Linked DNA regions of Homo sapiens: region 2 is linked to region 1. A link is a contact called in ENCODE Hi-C data. All regions are on one chromosome and are shown on one strand. The core of a region is the stretch at or near the end of the contact, and the rest is flanking DNA. Distances in the headings are between cores, read along the strand shown.

The links. A loop is a pair of places that touch in the nucleus more often than their neighbours do. Pooled maps may share reads with other maps.
Region 2: a loop to region 1 is called in a pooled map, with 2.1 times the contacts of the local background. The contact joins the enhancer-like site here to the promoter of SPRING1 in region 1. A Hi-C loop is called at or near these places in 10 of 50 pooled maps.

The regions. Positions count from the first base shown.
Region 1 is chr12:116,734,315-116,741,537 of GRCh38, forward strand. SPRING1 (SREBF pathway regulator in golgi 1) reads right to left here and starts at 3,755. Exons shown (of 5, transcript NM_024738.4): 1 at 3,476-3,755. The coding sequence starts at 3,586. It overlaps RNFT2 (ring finger protein, transmembrane 2), which reads left to right and starts at 4,001. Exons shown (of 11, transcript NM_001382266.1): 1 at 4,001-4,056; 2 at 6,031-6,207; 3 at 6,722-6,780. The coding sequence starts at 6,184. RefSeq lists enhancers at 2,297-3,255, 4,024-4,283 and silencers at 3,444-3,493, 3,574-3,833.
Region 2 is chr12:117,110,324-117,117,546 of GRCh38, forward strand. The region is part of intron 2 of TESC-AS1 (TESC antisense RNA 1); the gene reads left to right. It overlaps LOC105370010 (a long non-coding RNA gene), which reads right to left. Exons shown (of 4, transcript XR_945398.3): 2 at 1,494-1,730; 3 at 225-332. Among named protein-coding and RNA genes, the nearest start is that of TESC-AS1, 14 kb to the left of the region's middle. Within about 2 kb of position 4,653, at least 2 of the 41 ENCODE cell types and tissues checked have a DNase peak (open chromatin) inside an H3K27ac peak, as active enhancers do.

The DNA of each region.
Region 1 (7,223 bases), core at 2,505-5,004:
GGAGGAATAGGCTATGCCACATAGCCCAGGGGTGTAGCAAAATCACCTAAAGATGCATTTTTCAGAATCTTGAGCGACGCATGACTATAATCTTAAAATGAAGATGATGTATCAGGGTAGTGAAAAGGTGGTTGTAGGGAAGGTGACAGAGTGGACAGCACCTGAGCCAAGAGGTGAAAGGTTAGCAGAAGTATGCCAGACTGAAAAGAAACATTCATCCCAGTTAAAAAGACTCACTTGTTTGTTCAATCAATATTTGGATTCCCATGAAGTGGCTGGCAGTATCCTAGGGGCTGGAGAGTCTATGAACAAGACAGACAAGGTCTCTGTTCTCAAGAATATTATAGTCTAGAAGAGAGAGTGAGGCAAGACAGATAAGCAAGTAAATGAACAAGAAATGTTCAGTTTGTGATGCCTACCACAAAGAAAATAAAGCAGGTTTATGAGCAAGGAATTGAAGTAATTTACACCGTGTCACCAGGTATGGTCTGAAGCAGTAACAGTCTGACCTGAAATGACAAAAAAGATTCAACCATGCAGAGATCCTGGAAGACAATCCAGAGTTTTATCTGAGAATTTTACCTGGGGAAATGCCATGATGATCCCATCTTTTTAAAGATTATCACCCCTACTGCGGGGAAGAGAAGAAGACAAGAATGGAAGCAGAGACTTGCAGCTGGGCTACTGCAGTGGTCCAGACGAGAGATGCCAGTGGCTTGGCCTAGAGTGACAGCAGTGACACTCTGAAGAAATGAGCAGATTCAGGATACACTCTGGAGGCAGAGCCAATATTGTGGATATAGGGAGTGAGAGGAGAAAAAAAGAATGAAGTGGCTTTAATACCTGGTGAACAGTAATGCCACTGAGCGAGACTGGGAAGACTCGGGGAGGAACAAGTGCTGGCAGAGAATCAAGAGTTCTGTTGGTCCAAACACGAACACATTCAACGTCAACTAGAAAGTAGGAGGGTGGTTGCCGGGGGCTGGGGAAAGGGAGAAATGGAGAGTTATTGTTAAATGAATATTAAGTTTCAGTTTCTACAAGCGTTATGGGGATGGATGGTGGTGATGGTCGCACAGCGTTAAGGATGTATTTAATACCACTGAACTGCACACTTTAAAAATGGTTAAGATGGGGCCGGGCGTGGTGGCTGACACCTGTAATCCCAGCACTTTGGGAGGCCGAGGCAGGTGGATCACTTGAGGTCAGGAGTTCGAGACCAGCCTGGCCAACATGGCGAAACCCTGTCTCTATTAAAAATACAAAAATTAGTCGGGTGTGGTGGTGCATGCCTGTAATCCCAGCTACTCAGGAGGCTAAGGCAGGGAGAACTGCTTGAACCCGAGAGGTAGAGGTTGCAGTGAGCTGAGATCATGCCACTACACTCCAGCCTGGGTAACAGAGTGAGACTCCATGTTAAAAAAGGTTAAGATGGGAAATTCTGGCCAGGCGTGGTGGCTCACACCTGTAATCCCAGCACTTTGGGAGGCTGAGGTGGGTGGATCACCTGAGGTCGGGAGTTCAAGACCAGCCATGACCAACATGGAGAAACCCCGTTTCTACTAAAAATACAAAATTAGCTGGGCATGGTGGCGCATGCCTGTAATCCCAGCTACTCAAGAAGGCTGAGGCAGGAGAATCATTTGAACCCGGGAGGTGGAGGCTGTGGTGAGTTGAGGTCGTCCCACTGCACTCCAGCCTGGGCAAGAGCAAAACTCAGTCTTTAAAAAAAAAAAAAAAAAAAAAAAAAAAAGATGGGAAATTTTATGTCGTATTTTACCACAATAAAAAAAAATTGAAAAAAAAAAAAGATATCAACTAGGCAATTGGATATAAGAATTTGGGGATTTCTGGACAGATCTAGGCTGTTGTTATCAACTACTGGCATCAACAGCATACCTCCAGAGATCACCTGAGTATTTAAACAATGGCCCAGAGATTACCTGAGTCAGATAGAGAGGAAGGCAGAGGACGGAGTCCTGGCGCACCCCACCACTCAGGGGTCACAAGACAGAGAAGGGACAACACGCGACTGTGAGGAGGTGTCTGAGGTGGCAGAAAACACAAGTCACAGAAGTCTGGTAGTCACATGATTGCCCAGACATCCCGGCCAATAAAAGGGACTTACAACACTCAGCCTCTCTGTTTGCCTAAGGTGGCAGGTCACGTACAATTCCCTATTCTTCCCTTTTCACAGCTCCCCTGCCAATCCACTAAATGTAGAGTGACCACATAGTTTTATCAATGTTCTATTCACTTATATATTTTATTTACACACTTGAGCTTTGAGAGTAAAAAGGAGAGCTTTTTATAACCATGTCAGGACAACAGCATAACCCATTATCCTGGGTGCACCCTGGGGTGTAACCACCCTTTCTACACAACTAAGCACTCAACCTGGACTTCTAGACAAACTTATTAATGCTTTGGGTAAGATTTCCCCACCCGTGCTCCTTGCTGTTTCTCCCAGAAATTCTCACATGGAAGAAAAATGAAAGGGTGCAGTGTGTTGGAGGGGTGGAATTCTACCAATCAAGTTATGCACAAAAAGCATAAAAGGAACTGTGGGTCCTTTTGAGTCACCCAGGAGGACACAGAGCCCCCAAATTAAACGAAGGGCACCCATGCGAGGGCTGGCCGACCCTCGCCACCTATGTCTTGGTTTCCCCCACTGTAATACTGGGAACCCCACTTCTCCCAGGCCTGCTGCGAAGATGAAGCCAGCAAATGCACGCCCTCTCTTAGCTCTGGACCGGGCAGGTGAAAAGCAGGGAGGTGTTCATAAAAGCAGTCCCCACCGCTGAAGGGTCCTCAACTCGGGGTTCTAGTCCCAGCTCTGCCCTGGCCTAGCAACCCCTTCCCGCTGCAGGGACCAAGGCGGTGGGCAGGTCCCTCACCCGTGCTGAGACCGGGACAGGAATGCGCACCTCTCCCCACCCTCGGACGCCCCGGCGGCGCCGCTGCAGAAGTCGGGAGGTCGGACAAACGCGAGGAGTAAGGAAAAAGAGGAGGAAGGGAAGGAAGGAGGAAGAACGAAGTGAGGAAAGAGGATGTCAGGGAAGAAAGGGAGTAAAGGAAGAAGGAAGGGAGAGGGGGACAGAAAGGAGGAGGACGGAAGGAGGAAGGGAAGGAAGAAAGACGGAAGGGAAGGGAGAGGAAAAAGGGGAGGAAAGAAGAAAGGGAAGGGGGAGGAAGGAAAGGGGGAGGAAGGAAGGAGGAGGAAGGTGAGGAAGGTAAGGAAGGAAGGGAGGCAGGGAGAGGGGAAGGAAGGAGGAAGATAAGGAAGGAGGGGAGGTAGGAAGAAGGGAAGGAAGGAGGAAGGAAGGGAAGGGGAGAAAGAAAGGAAGGGAAGGGGTAGGAAGACAGGGAGGAAGGAAAAAAGGAGGAAGGTAACGAAGGAAGGAAGGAGAAAGTAAAGTAAGGGGGAGGAAGGAAGGAAGAAGGGAAGGGGAGGAGGGGAAGGGCGGCCACTGACCTGCTTGAAGGTGCTGCTGAGGAAGTAGACGAGCGACAGCCCGAAGACCAGGGCGAGCACCCACCTCTTCCGCAGAAGCCGGCGCCACACCATGGCCGCCAGGTTCACCATCCCGGCGCGGACGTGGGGCGCGGCGGCCGGGGCGCGGAACGCGGCAGGCCCGGGTCCCGGGCGGCATGGCCCCTACGCGCCCGGCAGCCCCATCCCTCCAGGCAGGCGCCGGCCCCGCCGCCCGCAGCCCAGTCTGCTCCCGGCAGCCTTGGGCGCAGCCCCACGTGACCCCGCCCTACGCCCCGCCTCCGCTCCGCAGCGACAAGGGCTAGTCGCGCAAGATCTTCTCACCATTGGTCCCTAAGGAACGGCGGCCTCCTATTGGTTAAGTGCCGGGAAAGGGGGCGGACAATCGCGTGAGTGCTGCGGGCGTAGCTGTGCCCGGGTCCTAGCGCCGGACCCGGCGACGCCAAGAAACCACCCAATAGGAGGCCGGAAGCATCGGAAGTCACATGCTGCCCAGGCTGCGCGGGTGATTGGCTTGGCTGGACCTGAATGATGCGGCTGTGATTGCTGAATTGTCTGGGCAGGTAAAAAGAGAACGCGATTTTTTTTTCTTTTCTCCCATCATGGTCTGTGTAGTCTCCTGCCCTTGCAGTCCCAGAGCGTTTTGCGCTGTGTGTTGGTTGCAGGGATGAAAAGCGCTCGCGACGTTGTTCCCGAAGTGCACCTGCCGGCTTCCAGTCCAAGTGATGCAGGCGATGCTCCTCTGAGTGCATTTCGGTGCAGTCCTGTAACGGGCCCCAGGGGCGCAACTTGAACCATCGCAAGCATCGAAAAGTCTCGGTGCGGTCCTTCAAAGGGACATAGTGGGATGTACAGAGCAGAGGATTAAAAAGCGTTTCATTCATTCAGATGCATCCCGCGTGCAAAAATTTATTCCAGAATTATGTACGGCCTGCTTCCGACAAAGAATCCGAAGCCTCTTCCAATACAAGCATCCGAAAGTAGAGTTTCGAGCATTCGATTTAGGAGTTAAATGTGTGGATGAGAACTTTGGAATATGAATTTTATTTTCCCCCAAGGATTTGCAATGTGGGATAATGGAGGGAGGGGCGAGAGGAGGATTAAGTTGAGATTGCAAATTCTTGAAAAATATTTATATAATGACCTTTTCTTGATATATGAAGATGCTGCTGCTGACCGGTTTGTTACCTAATTTTTCAAAAGAGAAAGGAGGCTTCACTGGCGGGTCATTTTTAATCAGTGGCCCTAGTGACACCATTGCTGCCCCCTCAAGAAGCCTGGTCAGGATTAGGAAGTCATTCAACAGCCAATAATCGTGCCCTAAACTGAAGTCAGACACCATCTGACTGATATAGACACCCTATATCCACAATATTGGCTCTGCCTCCAGAGACAAGAAGATATTCACGGAGGCTAAACCTTTTCATGGGAAGTAGATGGCCCTTATTACCTTGCTAGGGTGAAAGGTGGGACAGGGAGCAAGGGATCTAGAAAAGGGGAACTGGGAGACCCATAGATGTTTTATTCATTGAGTAAATACTTGTTGAGCGCCACTCTGTGCCAAACAGTGTCCTGGATGCTGAGGCAGAGGGGTGATCCAAGTAGACAGGATCCCTACTTTCAGGAATGGCATTTATATTCTAATGGGGAGGACAAATCATAAATAAATAAGCAAACATGAACAAATAAGTGCTATGAATAATATAAAACAGGGCAATATTACGGGGAGTCAGGAGAATGAGAAGAGAAGGCCTCTGGGAAGAGACGACATTTGCCCTGCGGGACCAAGCCCTGCCACATTTAGAGGAGAAAGTATTCCAAGGGGAGGGCACAGCAAGTGCAAAGGCCCTGAGGCAGGGACACGCTGACACATTAGAGGAACAGAAGGGCCACTGTGGGTGGACAGGAGTGGGAAAAGGGAGAATGGGAGGAAATGCAGTTGGAAACAGATGATGCTACATCAGGAAGAACCCGTAGGCTATGGACAGAGCTCGGGTTTGATTCTGATTGCACTGGGCAGCCGTTGGAGGGTTTAAAACATATTTTCTGGCTTCCCCAATCAGGACTCTTAGTTTGACAATAGGATGAAATACAATACCTTAAGAGTTTCAAAGAGGGCCGGGCATGGTGGCTTATGCCTGTAATCCCAGCACTTTGGGAGGCCAAGGCAGGCGGATCACTTGAGGTCAGAAGTTTGAGACCAGCCTGGCCAATATGGTGAAATCCCATCTCTACTAAAAATACAAAAATTGGGTGGGCGTGGTGTCGCATGCCTGTAAGCCTGTAATTTCAGCCACTCAGGAGGCTGAGGCAGGAGAATCGCTTGAACCTGGGAGGCAGAGGTTGCAGTGAGCCAAGATCGCACCACTCCGTCTTAAAAAAAAAAAAGGAGTTTCAAGGGGGGATCACTGAGAGGCTACCCAGAGATACTGAGCAGATGGAATCATCTGCTTATAGCTACCAACAATGTCCTAAGGCTTCTTAGCAGATTCAAGGTATCGCAGGGACTGTTCATCCAGGTGTTCTGTTCCATCCAGGTTTGGAGTCTCTGGCAAGCTCCCCTGACTGTGCATCCCTCTGGAGACGAAGAGGAGGGGGAGGCCTGTCCTCTCTGGGATCCATTGGTCACATCCCCCTGAGGATTCCCGAATGCCTACCTCCAGTGTCGTCAACATGGAGTTCTGAAGTCCATGTGGCTCTTCACAGTGAATCAGGTGACACGTCTCCAAGAGAATTTGCATCTTTATTACTACTTGATTAAATGTGAGAGCTGGAAGGAAGTTTTGGTTTGACCACTCCACCCCTCCCATGTAACACATGGGGAATCTGAACCCACAGAGGGGTTACTGATTTGTCTAGGGTCACAGCAAGTTAGCAGCAGCATCAACCCAGAATCCATGTCTCCTGCCAGTCCGCTGCCCACTTCACTTCATCCAGCACCTCTTGGCTGCACAGTTTACCGCGTTATCCTCTCACATGAGGACTTTCTCCACCTCTGAGTCTCATCGTCCTCCTCTGTGAAATGGGGTGATAGCTTTCCTCATGGGATAGAATGTCACATTGAGGATGGAATGGCATGAAAGATTGAAACATACTTTGGAAAATGCCAGAGAGCACTAGGGGTCTAAGATACGACTAGTGCAGGTTTGCAGTTTACAATTACCTTGGCAATCTGACAGGCAGTGGGAGTGTTGGGAGACTCTGGCTCACCCATGTGTTGGGTTTTAGGTGTTAAGGAAGATGCAGAGACGCCACAGCAGCAACACGGATAACATTCCACCTGAAAGGTAGGCATCCCTGCTTCTGTTCCATCTGAGGGCTCTAGGCTTCGGGTGGTGAGGGGCAACCCAAAACTGGATTGAACAATACCTCACCCTCAGCGTTAGTTGTTAGAGTCACACTGATGGCCTCATACTAAACATTCAACGCATAATAGCTTGCTCTTTCTTTTATGCTAAATTTCAAAGTCCTGTGTGATAGGTGAGCCACCTGACTCATTGTATCAATGAATGTACCTGTGGAATTTTGATTTATAGAGATGTCTTAGTCCATACAGGCTGCTATCACAAAAATATCATAGAATGGGTGGTTTAAACAACAAATGTTTATCTCTCACAGTGCTGGAAGCTAGGAAGTCCAAGATGAAAGCTCCAGCATATTCAGTGTCTGCGAAAGGCCCACTTTCTGGTTCACTGATGGCCATTCTTTTGCTATGTCTTAATGTGGTGAA
Region 2 (7,223 bases), core at 3,403-5,902, 380 kb after region 1:
TGGGGAGTCATTCTCCTTTCTGTATGCATCACTTTCAGAGCAGGGACAAGGGGAGTGAGTACAGGGAATCACTGGATGAGGAAGTTCTATACGTGCCAGTAACTGTACAGCTTCCCTCAAAGTATCTCATGTAACTGTCATGGCCAAAGACAGAGGCTTGGGCAATTAATCACACTGTGTTGCCAATGTAGAAACAGAGACTCACAGAAGCTCAAATCACTTACTTGAGTTCACATGGTCCGCAGGTGACACAGCCCTGGTGGGTCCAAGCCCCTGACCCACGAAGCAGTGATACTTCTCACAGGTGCCTATCTCCACCGGGGGTTACCTGGCTGGCAAAACAGGAAGAAAATGCAAAATCCATTTCTTCCATCTGCTGAATCAGATGGCCACAATTTAGCTTCCAGTAATGACCAAGGAATTCCCCTTTGCAGAGTACTAAGCACTTTCTAGATTCTATAAACCTTGCTGCCTCCTAAGACAACACTACAGAATGTGCATTCTTCACATCTCTGTTATGAGCACAAGGAACTGAGGCTTGGCAAAGCGACCCCAGGCTGCCACACTGGTTCTCAAATGGTTTTGTGCCATAGGATTCCTTGTGTAAAAGGGGGCCCAGGAACCTGCATTTTAACAAGGATTGGCCGGGTGCGGTGGCTCACGCCTGTAATCCCAGCACTGTGGGAGGTTGAGGTGGGTGGATCACTTGAGGTCAGGAGTTCAAGACCAGCCTGGCCAACATGGCAAAACCCTGTCTCTACTAAAAATACGAAAATTAGCCAGGAGTGGTGGTGCACACCTGTAATCCCAGCTACTTGGGAGGCTGAGGCAGAAGAATTGGCCCAACCCAGGAGGCAGAGGTTGCAGTAAGCCAAGGTCACGACACTGCACTCCAGCCTGGGCAACAGAGTGAGACTCTGTCTCAAAAAACAAACAAGGACTGCACCGGGAAAGGGACAGTTAAGAGCCCCCTTGGACTAAGGTGCTAGCTTCTCATGGCCTCACTGTCCCTGGATACCTGCAGGAACAGACTCCACACTCAGGTGGAAGGAGGGGGATCCTTCCCAAAGGGCCACCTCTGTGACCACAAAAGGGCACAGACCGGGAGGAAAAGCTATGACTTAGCTGTCCCCTCGGCTGTCTGGCCTCCAGGCAGGCCCACACCTCCAGTGTGCTAGTAAGTGACAGAGCTGGAACTGAATGCTGAGTTGGCCACCTTTGGGGGACCATGAGCTGCCCCACGGGGCGATGCAGCTGGCTGTGGAGCTGTGAGCCAATCTCAGCACCTCATTCACCCCGGCACCTCCCCATCCAGGGAGGCCCAGCCCCAGCCATCTCCTCCCTCCCCCACTTCCCTCCTGGGATGACTGCAATAACCAATGAGACCCGGCTGAGTGCCTGGGAGGCAGGGATGATAAATATATGTTGGGGTTCACAGTTGGTGCAGTTGATAATTTGGGGCTTACTTGGGAAAGCAGGCAGCAGGCACCTACCATTTTGACCGGCTGGGGCAGGCAGCCGGGGTGGGAGACTGTAGAGGTAAGAGGTGGGGCCTGGAGCCCTGAGGCCCCCCAGCCCTGCCTGGCCACGCTGACTCAGCAGAGCTCAGAACCTACTCTCCGCTGACAAGGCAAGCGTGCTCTTCCCAGCTGGCCGCTCTCAGCTGTCTCTTCAAACCCTCCCAGGAGGGCTGCGGAGAGCAGACACGGGAACCACACCTGGCTTCTTACCTTCATGCAGGAAAACAAGGAGTGGGATGTGAACAAAAGGCGGGAGGCTTCCCAGCTGCCCTTTAAGTAGAAGCTTCATCTGTGCCAAGGAGACCATGTGGTTAGTGGGTAGGGGAGAAAAATGCTTTGAGGGTTTCTGGGTCCCAGCTGCCTGCACAGGCGGGTGAAAGTCCTGCACCAGGTTTGTTGTTTTGACCTGATATAGGACCCTTCTAGGGGAGAAAATCTGGAGAGAAGTTCTCCCTCCCTCCCTCCTTTCCATAGGAGCTGAACAGCTGAACTTCTACTGAAGCCGGGGAACTCAAGGCAGGGCTGACAAGCCCCTTGTAATTGGCTAGTTCTACCCTCTCGTTTCCCTTCCTTTTTTTTTTTTTTTTGACAGAATCTCACTGTGTCACCCAGACTGGACTGCAGTGGTGGGATCTCAGCTCACGGCAACTTCCGCCTCCCAGGTTCAAGCAATTCTCTGGCTTCAGCCTCCCAAGTAGCTGGGATTGCAGACGTGCACCACCATGCCTGGCTAATTTTTGTATTTTTAGTAGAGATGGGGTTTCACCATGTTAGCCATGCAGGTCTCAAACTCCTGACCTCAGGGGATCCACCCACCTTGGCAAAGCGCTGGGATTATGGACGTGACCCATCATGCCTGGCACACACCCTCATTTTCACAGAGGAAGAAACAGAAGCTCATAGTGGTCACCCATCAAGGATATAACTGGCTGGATCTAGATCAGGTCCTGAGACTCAGACAGGGGCACAGGGGGACTCTGCAAGGGTGGATTCGGTCAGGTTCTCCAGCATTCTGGTATGAAAAGGCAGGTTCCTGTCTGGGCGTGGTGGCTCAGGCCTTTAATCCCAGCAGTTTAGGAGGCCGAGGCAGGCAGATTACCTGAGGTCAGGAGTTCAAGACCAGCCTGGGGAACATGGTGAAAACCCGTCTCTATTAAAAATACAAAAATTAGTTGGGCATGGTGGTGGGCACCTGTAATCTCAGCTACTTGGGAGGCTGAGGCAGGAGAATCACCTGAACCCAGGAGGCAGAGGTTGCCGTGAGCCGAGATCACGCCACTGCACTCCAGCCTGGGCGAAGAGCAAAACTGCATCTCAAAAAAAAAAAAAAAGGGCTGGTTCCTGGAACCTGTTGAGAGAGAACTACTGAGCTGGCTCCTCTGTACATTCAAATCTGAGAGCCCCTGCTCTAGAGACCTGGACAGCTCTGGGGTCAAGTCCTGTCTTTGGCCTTAGGCAAGTGACTTCACCCCTCCAATCCTTGGTTCCCGTCTATGGCCCGTGAAATGGGCACACAGATTTTACATGAAGTGCTGCCATATGGAAGGTGCGCAGTAACAGACGAGTGTGACTCTGGTCATTGGCCGGCTCGGGGCCTGCTGCTCCAGGTGCAGTTGCTGGGCCTGGCCGGGACTCAGTGGGGAATGATGGCCTCTCAGGAGGCTCCCTGCACAAGCTGACGTGCATGGGGCAGAAAGTCCGCAGAGATTAGTTGTTCTCAGGTTGTGTGCTGCAGGAGATGGGGAGGACAATTTGGTGCCTGTCTCCTGGGGGCAGGTCCCAGCCCCTCAGAAGGAAGAAGCATAGACAGGCCTGAATATTTATGAAGCCTGGGGCTCAACCCCAGCCACAGATATCACAGGGTGAAGAGTGGGCCTGTCCATTTCTAGGTGGAGGAAGGTGGGTGTGGATACGCATGAACTCAGCACTTAGGCACCCCTGTGGGTAGGTCAGCAGGAGGTGGGGAGGGTCCCAGGAGCAGGGGCGCCTACAGGAGGCATCCTTCCCAGGACCTCAGTCAGAGGTGCAGGGGCAGAACTGAGGACAGATGGGATTACTGCAAAGTTCCCTTTCCCTCTGTCTCTGTCCACAGAGCATGGTGGAACGGGGGATACCTTCACGCCACTCACACTGAGGCTTCATTTCCTATCCAGGAGGACGCAGACAGAAGGCCCATGGCTTTGGATCAGCCTTGACATTCAGAAGTCAAGGACAATAGAGTTTTCTCGAGATGCATATATGTTTAGAAGCAGCAACATGAAGCTAAAGTCTCTTTCTGGAGGACTCAGGAGTGAGAGCCCTCTGTCTACTGCGGTACGGAGAGAGCCCAGGTGCAGAATGAACCAGAGCGGCCGTTCTTGAACCTGGCCTCACATTAGAACCACCTGGGGAGTATGTAGAACGCCTGATGCTCAGGCCACACCCAGACCCCATGTGAATGAAGGCTGAGGGGTGGGAAGGGCAGCATCAGTACTGTTTTTATTTTTATTATTATTTTTTAATGTTTAAAAATTTTTTTTTTTGAGATGGAGTTTTACTCTGTCGCCCAGGCTGGAGTGTAGTGGCATGATCTTGGCTTACTGCAACCTCTGTCTCCTGGGCTCAAGTGATTCTCCTGCCTCAGCCTCCTAAGTAGCTGGGATTACAGGTGTGCGCCACCATGCCCAGCTAATTTTTTTTTTTTTTTTTGTATTTTTAATAGAGGCAGGGTTTCACCATGTTGGCCAGGCTGGTCTCGAACTCCTGACCTCAAGTGATCCACCTGCCTCGGCCTCCCAAAGTGCTGGGATTACAGGAGGGAGCCACCACACCTAGCCAGTGCTGTTTTTAAATCCCCCAGGTGATTCCAAAATGCTGTCAAGTTTGACAACAGACCATTGTCTCTACCCCAGCTGCAAAAGAGACCAACCTGGAGAGCTCTAATCCCAGGCAGATGAAATTAGAATCTTTGGGGGGGTAGTAGGGGCCCAGGTGGTGGTGTCTGTAAAGGGTATATACAGGGTAGAGAATCACAAATCGAATCAACCCAGTGGTGTGATTCTGCACCACCTGGCATGGTGTGTGTCTGAGTGTGTATGTGCGATAGTGTGTTCTCGGAGAGTCCTGGTGTGTGACCTTGGGCTGAGATTAGGCACTTGGCAGCTGCGCTGAAGCCGTAGCTCATTAACCCCCATAACCCAGGGACGAGAGTGGTGCATTAGCCAGGAGCAGCTCACAGGTGGCACCTGCACAACGGCTCCTCCGAGGCTGCCTGTCGCTTGCCCATCTCTGCCTCTTTCAACTCAGGTTGCATTTAGGGCCTCACAGGGAAGAAACGTTTCCTTTCCTCAGTAAATCAGTCTGGAGCTGTTCTTTGGGACAACACTGGTAAAGGAAACCTTAGGAATTTTGGTGAATGCAGCGTGGCCCTGGGCAAGTCACTTCTCTGTAGCACTTCCTTTATTTATTTATGTATTTATTTATGTATTTATTCATTACTATTTTAGATGTAGTTTCACTCTTGTTGCCCAGGCTGGAGTGCAGTGGCACAATCTCGGCTCACTGCAACCTCCACCTCCCGGGTTCAAGCGATTCTTCTGCCTCAGCCTCCCAAATAGCTGGGAGTAAAGGCACACGCCACCATGCCCAGCTAATTTTTTTGTATTTTTAGTAGAGACAGGGTTTCACCACATTGGCCAGGCTGGTCTCCAACTCCTGACTTCAGGTGATCCACCTGCCTTGGCCTCCCGAACTGCTGGGATTACAGGTGTGAGCCACCGTGCCCAGCCCTTTATTTTTATTTTATTTCATTATTATTTTTTGAGATGGAGTCTCACTCTGTCACCCAGGCAGGAGTGCAATGGTGTAATCTCAGCTCACTGCGCCCTCCACCTCCCCGAGCTCAAGTGATCCTCCTGCCTCAGCCTCCCAAGTAGCTGGGACTACAGGCGTGTGCCACCACATCCAGCTAATTTTTTGTATTTTTAGTAGAGACGGGGTTTCACCATGTTTGCCAGGCTGGTCTCGAACTCCTGACCTCAAGTGATCTGCCCGCCTCAGCCTCCCAAAGTGCTGGGATTACAGATGTGAGCCACCACACCTGGCCTGTGCTTCCTTTCTTTAAAGAAGATAAAAGACGAATCTCCTCTTGTCCTCTTGTCACAATGCATGTGAGTAAGCGTACTGGGCTCTCTGAAAGTCAGCTGTGATGAATTTTTAAAAGATGACCTATCCACAGATGCGGTGCTCACACCTGGAATCCCAGCACTTTGGGAGGACTGCTTGAGACCAGGAGTTCGAGACCAGCCTGGGTAACATAGCAAGACCTCCATGTCTACAAAAAAAAAAAAATAGCTGGGCAAGGTGATGTGGGCCTGTAGTCCCAGCTATTCAAGAGGCTGAGGTGGGAGGATCGCTTAACCTGGGAGGTCAAGGCTGCAGTGAGCCGTGATGGTCCCACTGCACTCCAGCCTGGGCAACAGAGCAAGACCGTGTCTAAAGAAAAAAAAATGACTTATCAAGCTTCTATGTGGTGTAAGAAGGTAAAACCCCACTGCAGAAAGAGGGAAACTGAGGCTCATGGAGCAAAGTTTAGTGGAGCCAGGGTGCAATGTCAAAATCATGGGCAGCCATGACACCTCTTGAAAATCTCCTATGGTGACCACAGAGTATGGCACTCAGAGCTTTATGTGCCTAACCAGGTACAGGAAATTATGTGTACTATGGATGGTCAAATGCCCAGGAATGTACTGTGCATAAGAGCCTGCCTATGGCAAGTAATAATCTGAAACAGTATTTTTGTAGTTTTTTAAGAGACAGGGTCTCCCTCTGTTGCCCAGGCTGGAGTGCAGTGGTGCCATCGTGTCTCACTGCAGTCTCCACCTCCCAGGTTCAAGTGATCTTCCCACCTCAGCCTCCTGAATAGCTGGGACAACAGGCCCGCACCACATTGCCCAGTTGTTTTTTTTTCATGTTTTATAGAGATGGGGTCTAGCCTTATTGCCCAGGCTGGTCTCGAACTCCAGGCCTCAAGCAATCCTCCTGCCTTGGCCTCCCAAAACATTGGGATTACAGGCATGAGCAACCGGGCCTGGCCTAAACGCGTATTTTTTATTGACTTTATATGACATTTATTTTTCCAGTTTTATTGATTTATAATTGACAAAAATTGCATATATTTAGGGTGTATATTGTGATATTTAAATATATGTCTATAAGTGAAATGATTATAATAGATAATTATTTCTATGATAATTAACATATCCATTAATATATCCATTTCAAGATAATTCACGTATCTATCCCCTTATATGCTATTTGTGTGTGTGGTAAGAACACTTGAGATCTAGTCTCTTAGCATATTTCAGGTGTACATTATTACTAATTACAGTCACTAATACAGGCCTCAGCCACTATTCTTAGTCTCAAGAACACACCTCCGCCATGCTACTGTGATCACTAGGTCTCTAGCACTTATTCATATTATGCTGAAGGTTTGTATCCTTTGACCAATATCTCTCCTCTCCCCCTGCCCCAGCCCCTGGTAACCAACATTCTACTGTCTGCTTCTATGAGTTGGACTTGCTTAGATTCCACACATAAGTGAGGTAATGCAGTGTTTGTGTTTCTATGTCTGCCTGATTTCAGTTAGAAAAATATCCTCCAGGTTCAGCCACAGTTTTGAAAATGGCAGGATCTCCCTCTTTTTTTTTTTTTTTTTTTTTT